Linked DNA regions of Mus musculus: region 2 is linked to region 1. The links are chromatin loops, found by intact Hi-C in ENCODE. Cell type or tissue: left cerebral cortex. All regions are shown on one strand. Links, peaks and the distances in the headings refer to the core of each region. The heading gives the core; the rest is flanking DNA.

Evidence for each region. Hi-C counts contacts between places; a loop is a spot of excess contacts. Peaks named below come from ENCODE experiments on the same cell type or tissue, not always from the same donor. Only the 100,000 strongest peaks of a DNase experiment are listed, where the experiment ranks them.
Region 2: it touches region 1 in a loop (2.7-fold over the local background); 3 of 42 quality-filtered maps call a loop at or near these places.

What each region holds. Positions count from the first base shown.
Region 1 is chr1:89,658,375-89,666,363 of GRCm38, forward strand. It overlaps Agap1 (ArfGAP with GTPase domain, ankyrin repeat and PH domain 1), which reads left to right. Exons shown (of 18, transcript NM_178119.3): 7 at 5,287-5,414; 8 at 6,660-6,815. Among named protein-coding and RNA genes, the nearest start is that of 4933400F21Rik, 22 kb to the right of the region's middle. In left cerebral cortex, for the core only: no CTCF peak of the experiment used is centred there; no DNase peak of the experiment used is centred there.
Region 2 is chr1:89,844,923-89,852,911 of GRCm38, forward strand. The region is part of intron 16 of Agap1 (ArfGAP with GTPase domain, ankyrin repeat and PH domain 1); the gene reads left to right. Among named protein-coding and RNA genes, the nearest start is that of Gbx2, 82 kb to the right of the region's middle. In left cerebral cortex, for the core only: no CTCF peak of the experiment used is centred there; DNase peaks (open chromatin) are centred at 4,445 and 5,132.

The DNA.
Region 1 (7,989 bases), core at 1,251-6,250:
GGGCTATCACAGGAGTTCAGAAATCCACCCTTAACCCATATAAGGCTTGTGTGGCCAGAGTCATTGAAAACCTACTCAGAACAATGTCTTAATCTCAGTATCGCAATTGATTTGTCTTGGAGAAGATGACCCTGCAGCTTGGGCCCTGGGCTCCAGTTAGGGGTCCTTTAGGCTTCATCTCTAATCAGCCATGGGAGGCTGAGGGCTTGGTCAGGGTGTTGACTGAAGATGGGTTGGGAACATCTCTGGTGGTTGGGCCAGTGGTTTTCTGTGTCTCCTGCTCCTGCGCAGGACCAGGGGCTGCTGCACAGGAGGCTAGGACTGCAGAGGAAAGAGAGGAGGTTCTGGGCTGGCAGCACAGTGAAGTCAGGTGTTGGACTGACTGTGGTCCTGTCATTTTAGAACACAGGAAGGCCTCGCAGGCTCTTTCAACAGAGTGCCATCAGCATTGAGAGTGGTTACTAAGGCATGAATGTCCAGGTTCCTCCCCGAAAGAGAATCTGGAGCTTTGAGAGGCCTGAGGACCAGAGCCCTGGAAGCACCTTGTGAGAAGCCAACAAAGGAATTGAGTTCCAGGCAGAGGGGTGGTGAGGCCAAGGACCTTGTGTGTTTTGGAAGCCTAGAAAAGAAAGGACTGGACAGGATAGTCAGCTACACCAGAAACTGCCCAGGGCTCATGTAGGAACATGTGGTCTGACTTGCAGGCAGCTACCAGAGACCCTAAGCACCACATGAGGTCACAGAGCCAGATCAGCTCCTAAGGTATAGGGGTCAGAAGTTGTGGGTGGGGGTAGCCACAGACAAGGACACAGACTTGAAGGATGCTGCTAGAGGGGGGGGGGGGGGGGGCTATGCTCTGCTTGGTTGACACACTGTTGTCTTGCCAACAAGCTTCCTTTGTTTATGTCACTGTATATATATTAATATTAGTCATAGAAGGCAGAGTTTATTTGGGCTTACAGTTCCAGAGAGATGTTTCTGTCATGACAAGCAGCAACAGGCATGGCAGCTGGAGTAGGAAGCTGAGAGCTCACATCTTGAACCTCAAGCACAACAAAGCAGAAAGAGAAAAGAACAGCATGAATCTTGTAGACTCTCAGAGTCTGGCTTGAAGGTGTGCTCAAACAAGGCACACCTTCCAAGCCTCTTTCCCAAGCAACTCCACCACCTGGGTACTAAGGTGTCAAACGACTGAGACTATGGGGTACATATATCATTTAAATCACCAGAGTTATTTACACGAGTACCCTTAGAAACAGAGAAAGGGCTGGAGAGCAGGGGATCCCCCAGCTCCTGTCCTGGGTCAATGTAGGCTGGGCTGGAGGTCCTGCCTGACTCTTCCAGGCATGGTCTGAGCTGCTGTCCTCCTCTGTCTGTTTTTTATATTCATATATGTGGGGTTGTTGTTGGCTTATTTGAGATCAGATCTATATAGTTCAGGCTGGCCTAGAATTAGTTTTCCTGCTGCCTCAGTCTTTCAGGTTCTGTAAGACCAGTGAGGTTCCACTGGGACCTCTTTATCTGCTGGATAGAGTGAGGTCATAGCTCTCCTACCATGCTCAGCCTTCAGCCGGTAGCATGGTCACAGGGCTGTGAGCAGAGGGCTCACTCTCCTGGTAGGACCAAGGTGGCTGATGCTTTTGTGTGGATGAGCTAGTAATGTCTGGAAGAAGATGGGTTGTTTGACTGGGGTCAAGCAGAGCAGTCCATCTCAATGTTTTTCATGCTTCCATGTTAAGTAGAAAATGTACAGTTTTGGGAGAAGCAAGTAAGTCCATGTTGGGTTTTGTTATTACTGTCTGTAGCTCTTAGTAGTTGCAGAATGGATATAGGTTTCAGTTTAAGGATTATATTAACCCAGATTAGGATATTGTACCCCCCGCCCCATTCAAGTCCAGGCAGAAAGCTTTTGACCCCTGTTCAAGTCCAGGCAGAAAGTTACATTGTAGAGGAAGCAACTTTAAAGAACCCCAAGTACCCCAAGGAGGAAGTGTTGGGATTCTGTGGTAAAGGGCAATGGTCATCTTGTCCTAGGTGACACTTTGAGATGGAGCATAGCCCATCATGGTAGAATCCCACCAAGCATGAATAATAAATCTCAACAATAATTTAAAAAAGAAGTTCATTTTGGGCTTGGGTGTTTGTGTACTTGGTACAAAACATGAGACGTTTACATGCGTGTACTGATGATGTAAGATATGTAACCGTGTTTGTTGAATGGCCAAGGTGCTAGCAAAATCAAAGAGAATTAGATCACCCAGCCAGCGGTGTCTAGGGTTATATCTGATTGTTGTAAACCTAACAGCATTTTATTCCAAGTAGCAGCAATAATTAATATTTTCACGGGGGCAGGGCCTGCCTTTGGTCCCTGTGGCCCCTGCTGTAGACTGGTAATTGGGGAGGGACCAAGCAGTCACCTGATGGGATCAGACTTGCTCAGTTTCCCACATAGTCCCTTGATGGTGGTCATGGTCCTGTAACCGTCTGCATGGTTCCTGCATGGAGTATTCTCGGTACTTAAGGAAAAGCTTCATCTGAGGCACCAGGCGAGCTGTTTCCTCCTTGGTGCACACTGCAGGAAGCAGCAGCCGCCATCAGTGGATATGTGGCTGCTAGCAGGAAGTTACTACATAGTTAATATTCATTTTTCCCTTAGACAAAAAGGGTGTCAAGGTGTCTTACAACACAGGGACAGCCCTTCTTCATCTTCCCCTTTTCTCATTTGATTCAGCCTTACCCAGAATCCTCTTGTCTGGCATTCAGTAGATGTGCCCTCTTATGTTTTATCTTTACAAAGCACTCACAATATCATAGAACAAAAAATTTAAAAATCATTTTCTTTCCTTTATTGGTGTAAGTTAGAAGGTCTAAAGAATAATAGTGATGAGGATGTAGGTCAAACAGGAAATAAAATTAGTAAAAATAACTGCTGCCAACTGTTTGATGCTATGAGTCTATGTTTTGATGATTAAGGTTGGAGGGACAGACACCATGGGGGCAGAGGCTTTTACCTGTAGTGTGCAGCCACACTTCATGCCGCCCATTGTGGCCTCGCTTTGAGCTGTGTTCTTTATTCTTGAATATTTTCCCAGTGCCTTCTAAGAAGGATGGCAGGGATTTGCATTCGAAGTTTCACACAATGAGTTTCCATGACATACTTGTCTCAGTTTCCTAAACCTTCCCTCCTCGTGGAAGACCTTCACCGCAGGTGTCGAGAGTGCACAATTGAGCTGTTTTGTGCCTCTCCTCTAAGGTCCGTGGTTAAGTTCATCGTGGGTCCAGGTTGGTGGATCTCGGGCTGAGAGTAAACCAAAACGTTGGTTATCTGAACCTCCTTTTGCAAATGATTAGTCGCCCGGTGCATTCGTTACTTTCCTGTTGCTGTGACAGAGGGCCTGACTAAAAGAGAAATGGGGGAGAGGGGGTTTATCTTGACTGACAGTTCCAGAGGGGATAGGGCCCATCATGGCAGGGAAGGCATAGCAGCAAGAAGATGAAGATGGACTGGCGGTCAGGAAGCTGGCTGATCACGTTCCATCTGCAGGAAGACAGAGAGCAGGAAGTGGGACCAGGCTAAAAAAAATCCATATCCTTCAACAGGGCTCCACCTTGTAACTCTTCACGAACCTCCCTGAACAGCAGTACCAGCTGGGTATCAAGTTTCCAACATCAGAGCAAGAAAGGGCCGTTTACATCCAGACCACAGCACCGGACACTTGAGAGTTGGGGTTAATTTGGGGGTTGAAATTGCAGGACCTCCATGTGACAGCGTGCAGTTCTTGGACACTGACCTTAGGTTTTTCTTTTCGAGTGCACGTAATGATTTTTCTTAAGATTGTCTAATACACATTTTCAACGGTACCTGATCAATACACCAATGGCTTTGAAATGACGGAGTGCCACGAAATTCCTCTGTAATTTAAACATGATTAGCTGATGAAGGTTATGATCAATACGTGGCGGGAAGATAAATTAATTGATATCATCCTTTCAGGATGATGAGAAGCCTTTTGGAGGTGGGCCATGACTGATGAAGCGGCTGCTTCGTCTCTGGGAACCATTTTTTATAGATTGAATTTCCACATAGTCACATTTAACACTATCATTCCTTTGCATAGAAGCCATGAGCTGTGGACACACCAGTTTCTGCTTAAAGTTGTGTTCATCTGGAAGTGAAATTGTCTGTGAACACCGCGTGGTCTGTTTGTTGTAACCATGAGTCCTAGAGGGACAGAGTGCCTCTGAAGCTGTAGCAGTGTGTGCAGAGCGAGGGCTGGGAAGCTCCAGGCTTGACCCCAGTTCCTCCCCAGAGAAATGCCTCCACATGGTTGCTACTGGAGCTGTGACACCTATTGGTGTGAGAATGGCTTTCTAATCGTTGATGTTCCTTGCAGTTAAATTCAATATGCTTTATCAGCAAGCCTATTTGCTGAGAGAAGTTATGGCTGGTTGGATTTATATTTGTATTGATTAAGATAAACTTCTAGTGTCTGTGGTAGTATGTTAGAATTAAAAAGAAAGGATAAAGAGTCCTTGATGAAATTACTCTGGTTTGAGTATATAATTCTACAAGTGTGTTACAGGTCATTCTTTCCAGAAACTTTCAAAGGGTTTCTGTTTGATTTTCCTTTTTGGGGATTACTCTTACATCAAATAACTGCATACTGTTCCGTGATGAGGATAATCCGTGGTGGCCGTGTACCTCTTGCTACACATTTGTGTCCCCTGAGGTGTGGTCCAAGTAGGCAGGCTGAGGCCCTCCCAGGAGTCAGGACTGGTCTGTTTTACACCCTATCTTACTGGTGTGGTTTTCTTTCTTAAGACACCTAATGGTCCTGGTGGCTGCTGGCACCAGAGCCTCACCTGTCCATTTCAAAGAGAACAAGCAAAAAGACAAAGAAGAAAGAGACAAAGAGAAGCTCTCACCTGAGAACAGGTCCTGAGAGCCAAACGAGCTTCCAATTCTCATCCCATTGGCCAGGGCTTGCTTGTGTCCTGGTTCATTTGGCTAGGGCTTGCTTGTGCTCTGGTCTGATTGGCTAAGGCTTGCTTGTGCTCTGGCCTGATTGGCTAGGGCTTGCTTGTGCTCTGGTTCAATTGGCCAGGGCTTGTTTGTGGGCCATGATCACCCTGGGAAATGTCATATTTATCCTGCTAGTCAGGTGTCCAGATGAAACTGGTAGATGATGAAATGGCAGGATCCAGGGATCATCAGAGGTCCCTGTTGTTCATCTCATACACGGCCGGCAGCCTCACCTTGATGTCTCCTGTCTCTGTGTCTACTAGTTGCCCAGAAGATCGTTGCCACAAGGAAGAAGCAGCAGCTATCCATAGGCCCCTGCAAGTCCTTACCCAACTCTCCAAGCCACTCGTCTGTGTGTTCTGCCCAAGTGTCCGCGGTACACATCAGCCAGGTACTGGAGGTGATGCGGGAGGTGAGGCAGTGAGCGGGCGCCAAGGAGGACTTGGGGCAGGGAGGGTGCACAGCCGTGCCAAAGCTGTCATCCATCTCTTTTTTCTTTTTTTTTCTTTTTTAACTTTGTAAATAACAGCATGTCTGTAATTGACTTCCCATTTCCTTCAGAAGCTACTGTGGCCAAGTGGGTTTTATGGGAGTCAGTCTTTAATGTTCTCTCGCTCTGCACAATGCCTGCGTTATGAGGCATGCTGGCACAGGGTGGTGCCAGGTGTGTGCTGCTGTCTTTGCTGTTGATTGAAATCACTGGCTCTGCTCTTGATAGGTTTATGGCGGCAACAGTTGTGAGTAAATCTTACCGGCTCAGGAACACACTTAAGCGTAGACCTGGTGGTCAGCTACAGTCACCATCTCCTTTAGGTCCTGTAGAAGCTGGTAATATCCCCCAACAATGCTTCACTAAATTATTAATTTGGAAGCAAAGTACTTGTCACAGGAATCCACCCAGAGCCTCATTAAGGAGCTGGTGAATTGCTGGTCCTTGTTTTGTGATCAGTTGTCCTTGAGTGAGTGTCCCATTCCAGACACCCAGTGTGCCCGGAAAGCCGCTGCCCTTGTGCATTTACCCCCTAGGATGGGCCAGGATACACCTGAGCCCCTCCACCATTGGTGTCTTCAGTTAGGACAGTCCTCTGATTTCTGAGGTTCATGTAAGAGTGGCTGCTTGTTGTTCTGAGAGCCCTTTTCCTCCTCATCCCAGGAGGAACAGTGAAGTGACCACAAGGCCATTTTTAACTGTGCCTTGTTTTTCAGAGAAAGAAATATTGTGATTCTTTTCTAGGTTTTGTTTTCTTTTTTTTTTTCTCCAAAGTTCACTGCATTGGTACTGACCTGTAGTCTCAGTGGTCTAGAGACCGAGACAGGAAGATTACTTCAAGTTCAAATCCAGTGTGGGCTACATAGTGAGTTTAGGTCACCCTAGGCAACAGAACGAGGCCCTTTCTCAAGAAATAGAAATTTTCAAGCCCCGTTATGGAGACCTGAGTTCCCTTTTCTCAAAGTAACTCTTGCTTCCAACGGTACTCGGTGCTAGTAAAACTGGTCCGGTAAAGGAGCTGACACCATGTCTCATGATAAGAGAGCTTCTTCATGTCACTTTCCATTTTCCTTGCTGTGACCCTGTATGGGTGTTTTTGATGCTGTTTGATTGACAGTGCATTGCTTTTGTTTTTAATTTTTACAGACAAGTAACGGAGGTGGGAGTTTAAGTGACTACTCATCCTCTGTTCCTTCGACCCCAAGCACCAGCCAGAAAGAGCTTCGGATCGACGTCCCTCCCACTGCCAACACTCCAACGCCTGTCCGGAAGCAGTCCAAGCGCAGGTCCAACCTATTCACAGTGAGTGTCTGTCCTGGGGACCCACGGTGTTGCAATGTCACTGGCGTCCTAATCACACGTCTATCCTAGGGTCCCATGATGTCAGCAGAAACCAAGCTAAACTGATGAGAGTTGCAGCGACTCTCGGAGTCTGAGGAAATTGTGAGAAGCAGAGACTTGGTTCCCGAGCAGAGTAGGAATTTCCCAGCAGGGAGCGAGTGTGAATCCTGAGGAGATTGTGCGCAGTCTTTACCCTCCCAGGACCTTCACGGTCTCACGCTAAGGACTTGCGTTTGATACAGAGATGGGGAAGGTCTTGGGGAGAATTTCCATTTGCATCTGACCAATCAGACCTTAGCTATAGCCCTATTCACCTGTTGGGGGCTAAGAACTGACCCCAGGGGTGGGCACGGGCTAGGACTCGCCTGTCCTTGAGTATAGCAACCCCCCCCTTCTCTCTCTCTCCAGGGTTTTTAGGGATTCCTGTCACGAGCTTCTCCTCAGAGCTTTTTTAGAGTTTTTAGGGATTCCTGTCACGGGCTTCTCTTGGGTTTTCCTCAGAGCTCTCCGGGAAGTATACGGGATTGAAACTCTGAACTTTGGTTTAGAAGCTGAGTCTAAGGTGGGGCCTGAACGTGCAGCTTTCTAGGCCTTTTGACCCGTTGGGTGCAGATGCTCCCTGCACTACAGAAAAGGCAAGCATACCGTTTTCTGCTTCTTATGTCCAGCAGACATCACCAGTTAATCACGGATGGCTTGGTAGTTGAGCCCAGAGGTACTCTGGTGTGGTTTCAGGAAGTCTTTCCCTGGCCAGCTCTGTACAGTATCTTTGATTAAAGCCCGTGCAAACCGTTTGGCCTCCGGATTTGGTTGGGTGCTTCTGACTCAGTCACAAGGAAGTGACAAGGAAGTGTCTTATCATTATCATCCTGAAGACTCCTGGAGTAGCTAGAAGTTCATTGTCTGCCCTGATGCCTTCATTTGAAGATGCTCCCGTAATGCTGTAGGTACCTGCCAGGTCTGTGGGTGCCTCCCTCTTTCTTACCATGTCTGTGGCTGTCCTCAGGCTTAGGCTGCTCATGCTCAGCCTGCTGATGATAGCAGGTCCCCTCTGAGCCACCTTATCCTTTTCCTCTGCTGCCCTGTACCATATAGCTCTGACAGACACGACAGGCAGCGCTGTTTGACCTTAGAT
Region 2 (7,989 bases), core at 1,880-6,879, 190 kb after region 1:
AGTGCTTAGAGATGGGTGGGGGTCCTCCTCCTCACAAATAGGGCAGCTGCACTACCATTGCTCAAGTCAGGACTCCTCCCCGAGGCTGTGGCGATGTGGTGTGATGCTGGGGCACCTTGACAGCTGACTGTGGAGTCTCTGAACTTTCAGACAAGCTTGAGAGCTGGAGGCTTACTTGTGCCTTAGGTAAAATTATCCCAGGAAAGTTGTTTGCTTTGTTTCATTTTGGGTTGGTTTTTTTTTTGGGGGGGGGGGTCTGGTTAAATTCAATAAATATCACCAAACAGGGAGTGGGGAAGGACGAAAGAGAAAGAATGAATAAAGGATCAGGAGTATCATGGCAGGTGGGCCCTGTTGGGACCCGCTGAGGACATTGGCTCCAGGAGGTCACAGCATGGCTGGTTTTCAGGAGAGAGGCGTAAGGGGACAAAACCGCCTAAGCTAAGGCCCTGCCTACAGCACACGTGTCCAGCAATGTTGCCACCTACAGGGCTGGACTCTCCTCAGAACAAGAAGCAAAGATGGGTTTATTCTGGGAAGCTCTTAAGCCCAGAGTAGCTGATGTCAGAAGGATTCGTGTAGTCTGTGTTTGTGTTTGACCACATTCTGTCAGTTCATCATCCAGGGAAAGCTGAAGTTGGCAGCAGGGTGATTCAAAAAGGCCAACCCAGAACAAGCCAAGGGCTGCCTTGGTTCCCAGCCTTAGAGACAGCATCATAAATGAGAAGTAGTGCAGCCCATGCACAGCACGGTAGCGATCCCACCACCTGCCTCCTTACCACCTCCCACTCTTCCCCCAAAGAGGAACAAAAGCCTGGAAGTCTTGGCTAGGATCAGTCTGGGATTCACCCCAAGAGAATAGACACCTAGTCTGGGTACTGCCTGTCTAAAATGCCACCCACCCTCCTACCTTCTCACTGAGGACTCAAGGCCAGTTAGTAGAAGCATCGAGGGCCTGAAGTTAATCTCAAAACGAAATAGTTTAATAAATGTTGGTGTTAGTTCATGGAAAAACCAAGTGTCACTCTTTGAAATGAGGGCCCAGATGTTTTCCCGCTGCATCTGGGTCTGTTTCAAAGTGATTCGGGAGATGGATCTGACTCTAGAATGTAATGGAAACTGCTGCACACATACACACACTTAACACAGACATACATGCACCCCAACACACATACATATACACGTATCTCAATACACAAAATACACACATGTGCCTAGACATGCTTACATGAATGCACACACTCTTGTGTGCAGGCACACACACATAGCACTGTGGAGAAAGAGCACACACGATATCTTTCTGCAAAGAAGCAGCCAGTCCCCTGAAATAACCATGCATCGGCATTAACCATGGCTACAGGCAGGCTGGGAGAACAGGCGCCTGGCACAGCTGGCTGGCCTTCTGCCTGCCGTCCCCACACCCCTATTAGGCCAACTCTGGATAGCCTATAATTGGTTCCAGCAATCCTCAGCCGCCCTGAGAACTGCCGTTCAAACTTGAGGAGCACCGTGATCAATCGGAGCTGACGACAGCTGAAGCAGTATTGACTTCCCATTCCTAAACAGGGGGATCATTAGTCAAGGAAAGCATCTTTTAATTACTCCCAGGAAGGAGGAAAAAAAAATCTTTTTGGATGGATTCTGCAACAGCTGCCATTTTTTTTCTAGTGCATTCGATATTAAATTTATTGTCGCAGGAGGGGAGAAGATGCCCTCCACCCCTCTGTAATGGGGGTTTGATTTGGAGAAAGTCATGTTAGAGGGGAGATCGATGTGTGGCAACAATTAACTACATCTGGGCTGGAATCAGAACAGGCCCCCCCCCACTATTGATACCATTTAAGCACACACTTAAAATATTGATTGTAAATGGAGGTGTTAGTGGCAGTAGAGGCAGCAACAGGGGAGAGAATTATCTGGAGTTGAGGCTAGGAATGGGGGTGTGCTGTATGACTCTCAGTGCACATGTTTGTGTGTCAAGCTGTGTTATAGACAGTTGGACCAGCTGAGTCTAGAGCCACCAGGTGTGCAGGGGTCTGGGTTCCAATGTAGAGAGACTAATTGGCTGTCACAGGAGGGAGTGCCGAGATCATTGGTGAGCCTTTGAGATGAAGGGGAAAAAAATGTCCACATTATGGTAAAGCCATAATTATGAGTCAAGTGACTGCTTATGCCATGCACAGAACACAGCGTGGTCACCTGGCACCTAGGTGTCAGGTGCTCTTGTTGGTACACTCCCCCACCCCCTCCCACAGGTAAGATGAAGCTCTGGAGTCTGTAGCACACGTAACTGCAGGCCCCTGTGACACCTGTCCTCGGGGTCGTGTTTCCTGGGCCAGCCCGCACCGTGCTGCCCTGTCTCCCTTCTCTGCCCTGCCCTTTCACACGGAAGCTCGTCATACTGGCTTCGGTGGAGGTGGTTCTCCTACCAGACGAGGCAGAAGCCAGGGGCTTGGCACTGTAGCTGACCCCACTCTACTTCCTATCTTTGTCTCCCTGATGGCATCCACCCCGGGAGGGTCAGCAGGGACCATGCTATTTACATTTTAGTGCAGGTAGCCTCCTGTTTACACGGTGCTTGGCACCTGCTGGCTTGGGCTGGGAGATCGGAGGGAGTTGGACCGCCAGACCGTGTTTTCAGTTCCAGGAACAGCTCACGAGAGAAACTCCGAGCACAGCCGAAATCACCCATTACCACTCTGCTGCCTCTTGGAAGGGACCGTTGGCCTGTTTAGTACACATTCTCTGAGCATCCTCCCCCACCCCTCTCTCGTTATACGTAACTCCATCTCCCTGCCTAAACCCTCTTCTGTCTTTAACCTATAAAGAAACGTGGCCATCGATAGGAAGAGCAGGGCCCACATCAGAAACCTGCGTGGGAGAAGACTGGCCACACTCTTCCAGACCTAACCAGTCCGCCCGGCAAGGGGAGTCCCACTTCCCTTTGATTCTGCAGGGCCACTTTCATCTTATTTATGCACACGGAGATATTGATAAAGGCGAAATGTATCCAAACTGAAAATAATTGGATCCCCGCAGCTGACTCGGAGATATTAAAAGCAGCCCCACTTGGCCACGTCTTTGTCTTGTTAGGTTTGATCATAGGATCACAATATAGTAATCTCAGGCTCAAATTTCTGGCATAAAGATGCGCTGTTCTAAATGTGGCCTCAGGGACATGACTGCCCACGCGGCCCCGGGATTGTCTCGTCTGATTATTTTTCAACAGTTCTTGGCCTGCTGAGGTCAATGTTTTGTGTCTTTTGAGTGTTCCTCTATGCTGGACACTTCTCTCTATTCTCTTTCTTAAAAAAAAAAGAAAAAAGAAAGAAAAACTGAAGGGGGGGATCGGAGACGGAAAAAAGGCCTTTGCTGGGCTGACCAGAGTCCATCTGCAGTTGGGTGGCATCTGCTCCCCACATGTCACTTCCCTCATTAACAAGCAATTGAATTAATTAAATGCTACTCAGAACACGCATAACAAGCTACCGGCAGTGTCCAAATTAGCACTGATAATCAAGGCTGATTCCCTTTATTATCTTCCTAAGTGGTGTGCACACTCTGCGCTCCCTGTCTGCCCTCATCTATTTACATACCCCAGCTTCTGCCTTTGCACGGGGAGGTGATCTTACCTAGTTAATTTGCCACGATCACCAAGCATGGCGGATTGATGCCTGCCCGGCCACCACTGCCACAGCGTGCCTGTGGGGGAGCCCCCTCCCCGGTTGCCCTCCCCCAGCCCCAGCCTTTGTAGCTCACGCTCCCTGATAAATTAAAGGCCACCCCTGTGGTCTCTCAAGTGAGTAATAGAGGCAGAAATTTCATTTTGCAACTGGCTGATTTAATGATCCGAAGGGTAATTAATGGCCTGATTATCTTAATGTTAAATATGTCCGGCAGCAATTACTGTGACCTCCCGCTTGTCAAGGTCCGGGCTGTGCTCTTCTTTCAATTAAGTTCTCTGGGGCTTAATGGCATGAATAAACTCCTCTGATTCTATCATCCTGGACGCAGAGGGTTCAGGGAGCTGGGGGCTCGTTTGGAGTTTTAATCAGCCTGTCTTCTCTGGCGACCAGAGTTAACAGTTATAACAAGGGCAGTTTAACTTTCTGCTTTGCCCACGCAGACCCCTTCGCACGCGTGCACGCGACGCACATCTTTTATCTCGGTTATTTTTCCCGTGTTTATTTCAGTGCTCTGAGGGAGAAATCTGTTTGTGGAGGAAGCCGCTGTGCTCCTGAGGGTTGTCTCTTCCAATATAAATTACCATGTGAACGCTGTGGTTTTTCTGTTTGACAGCCTTAATTAATTGGCAGGAGCCCCCGAAAATGACAGTGCCACTAATTGCAACTCAGAGTGAATTTCTGTCACCACCGCGTGCCTGTCGGCGGCCGTGCCCCAGCTCCAACCACAGAGTAAGGCCACCCTCCTTGTCCCCTGTGTGTCCGGCACCAGCCCCGGCATGGCCAGACTCCCAAGGAGCCGAGGCTCTGCGGGCACGCATCTACTCAGAGGAGTGACATTTACTGCCAATAAAGTTTATACATCCACGGCTCTGCAGACCCAACAGCTGCCTGGGGAACCTCTGCTTTTACTTAAGATATTTAGCAACTTCTCTTAGCAGCCAAGTTGGAATCCGACCGAAAGTGCCATAACTCTCGGGGCAGCCCTTCCTGACTGGACGGGGCCTCATTAGCACATTACTAAATATGCGTGAGTTTACTAGAGCACTGGCCCGGATCCCAAAGATTCCACTATAAGTATTAAGCCAATTAGGAAAATGTACAGATGAGGAGTGCATTAACAGTGCCTTAGAAATAATACCTATAGATTACAGTGACAAGGCACAGAGCCGAGCGAGGCCAGGCAGCTTGGAGGAGATTTGTGCTTGGACAGCGAGCTTCTGACAAGCCCCGAACAGACCAGCCCCTATCATGGGAAGGGTAGTTGGAAGAAGAATCTTCTAAGCGGAACCATAAAGGGTTTCCGTTTACAGAAGATGCCTGACTGGCATTCGCCTTTGGACAGGGTGGTATGCAGGGTTTCTTATGCCGCTCCCCAGAAGCCTGCTTATTTGTCTGATGGCTGTGGGAAGCCAGTATGAGCTGGAAGCCAGCCTGGCTGCCAGAGAGAGCATCTTGGGTTGGAAATCTGTGTTGTTGCCTCTCCGAAGTGTATCCATGGAAACAGTTGAGGAGCTTCTGGGTGTTAAGATTTGCAATCATGGCTGGAGGATGCCTCTCGGGCACCTCGGCCAGTTGAGCCTCTGTCCACTTGGGAGAGCTTGTGGAGGAAGGGGACAGAAAGGTTTTAACTGTTTTAGGCTTGAATTACACACCAGCCATATACTCCAAAGGCTCATGTCTTTCAATGCAGTTTTGTGGTTCCACATAGGAAATGCTCCTCTCCCTGTGTCCATCACGGAAGGGCAGGAGGAAGAACTTCCCCGGTGTCCCCAGAGCCCTGTCTACTTTTTCTGAGCACAGAGACCCTATGGCCTGTGGTTTGCAAACCCGACTCCTGGCGCTGCCCTTAGTCCTTCTGTACCTGTTCCTTCTCAGCTCTGCAGCTCAGGAGAGATCACATCCACACCGCAGCTAGAGACACTGTGGTGTTAGCAGTGGCCGTGACTCAGCCCAGCCAGGTTTGCACTTGGTTTCTCTGTCCTTAGCTGTCCGTCCTATGTCTGGGTGTGGGCATTAGTAAGCTCCTTCTATATGGTGATATGTCCACGGTGCCTTCCCACTAATAAACTCTCAAAGCCTCACAGCAGTAAAGGAAGAAAAAACAGTGAGGAACCGTTTGTTTCTGGTTGCTCTCACATGGCAAGCCTCTGCTCAGGAGTCAGGAGTCTGCATTCTCTACAGCCGGTACTGATCTTAAGTTCTCATGCAGAAAATTTAACCGAGAACCGTGAGCCACTGGTCACCCGGCAGAGGTGCTGGCTAAGCGTTCCACATGGCTACACCCTGTTCCTGCCCTGGCCTCCCTCTGCATGTGTCTCTGACCCAACTCCCTTTGTAAAAACGTGGAGGCTGCTCTTCACCCACTGTTGTATCTATATGATGAAATGTGGAGCCTGCCGGAGGATTCATAGTTCAGCATCTTCTATGATTCTGGTTTTCAAAGCCAGGGTGTTTGATCCTTTGTAAAATGAAACTAGTCATTATACCTACCCACTTAATCATGCAGACTTAATGCTAACAGAAAACAATATTTATGAAGTTTCTTATCTAGAAAGTACGCTGGACTTTGTTCCTGGATCCTGCATGCTGCTAGTAAGAGAGACAGGTAGCCTCTGTGTTCTCTCCTGGGTGCATGGAAAATGTTACCGGTGTTCTGCTCTGTGTCTGTACACTGGCTTAGCAGCATCAGTACCATCTAAAAAGCACACACCCTCGAGATGCACCCCAGACCTGTGCAGCTAGCATCCCAGGGGTAAAGTGCAGAGAGATGCTTTAACCCTGGAGGTAAGCTTTTGTTTGCATGATTAGAATGCCGATAGCCCTGCCTGTGGACTATCTGTTCTTTGCCACATGTTAGTCTGGCCCCACATATCCAGAGAATCATCCAGCAAGAGTTACAACCACTACTAAATAGAAAGTTTGCAATAAGTATGACTTTTCCCTCAGAGTTTCAGCTAAGATTCCAGGGAGTGGCCTCAGGGTGGTGGAGCATGTGTCAGTAACATTTGATCCACTTGTAGCAGCCCTGTTGGATGTACTGTCCAAGCTCAGGATGTCCTGTATCCTCAGACACCATCCTTAGCCCAGTTGATTCCAAACCATTCTCCCCCAGAACTGACCACCATCCTCTAACAGATCTACTTGCTATCAGGATCATTACCTGAAATGTAAATGCATTTTTTGAAGTATTCCAATAGAATACCATCCTTGATTATTGAAATAAGTTATGAACAACTGGATCACTGAGAGCAACTAGAATATTGTTTGTTTTTTTGGTTTTGATTTTAAGATAGGGTTCTTATACGTAGCCCTGGCTATCCTGGAACTGTTTTTGTAGACCAGGCTGACCTCAAACTCACAGAGATCCACCTGCATCTGCTGCCAGGTTGCTGGCATTTAAAGCATATGCCACTATGTCTGCCTCTGTCTGATCTTTTTAAAAGTTACATTGAGGGGGCTGGAGAGATGGCCTAGTAGTTAAGAGGTCCTGAGTCCAATTCCCAGCAACCATAAAGTGGCTCACAACCATCTGTAATGGGATCTGATGCCCTCTTCTGGTGTGTCTGAAGAGAGCAACTTACATTAAAAAAATTTTTTTTAAGTTATACTGAGGGGATGGAGAGATACTCAGTAGTTAGGAGAGTAGGCTGCTCTTTCAGAGGATCATAGTTCAGTTCCCAGCACCCACTTTGGGTGGTTCCCAGCTGCCTTTAAATCCAGCCCCATAGGGTCCAATGTCCTCTTCTGGACTGCACATATGCCCATGAGGTACCTATACTCACATATGCCCATACCCACCTAAACACAAAATTAATATAAACCTTTAAATTGAGGTCAATTTTGCATATGCATTGCACACTTCTTAGGTGTGCTGCCAAGTCAGTTTTGACAACTGCGTGCGTTTACCTTTTCATGGCCTTTTCTATATCCCTGGAAGTTTCTTCCTCCTCGCCCTCCCTGTTCAGGACAACTGTGCATATACTGTTTATTCGCACAGGTTAATTTCATCGCTTATAAAAATTCCTATAAACAGAATCATGCGGTATGCATGTGTATCGGTTACTTTTCTTGTTGATATAATGAAAGTACTCAAGAGGGAAGACCTTGTTTAACTTACGGTTTGAGGGGATGCCTTCCATCATGACGAGGTAGACATGCCGTTGGGCAGCCCGGTGGTGAAGGCATGCGGCAGTGTCTCATGCACATCTTGGCAGATCAGGAAGCAAACCCAAACGTCCAGTGCAAAATGTTCTCCCCTTTCATTTTGATTTGACTGAGGACCTCAGCCCAATGTCAGTGCCAC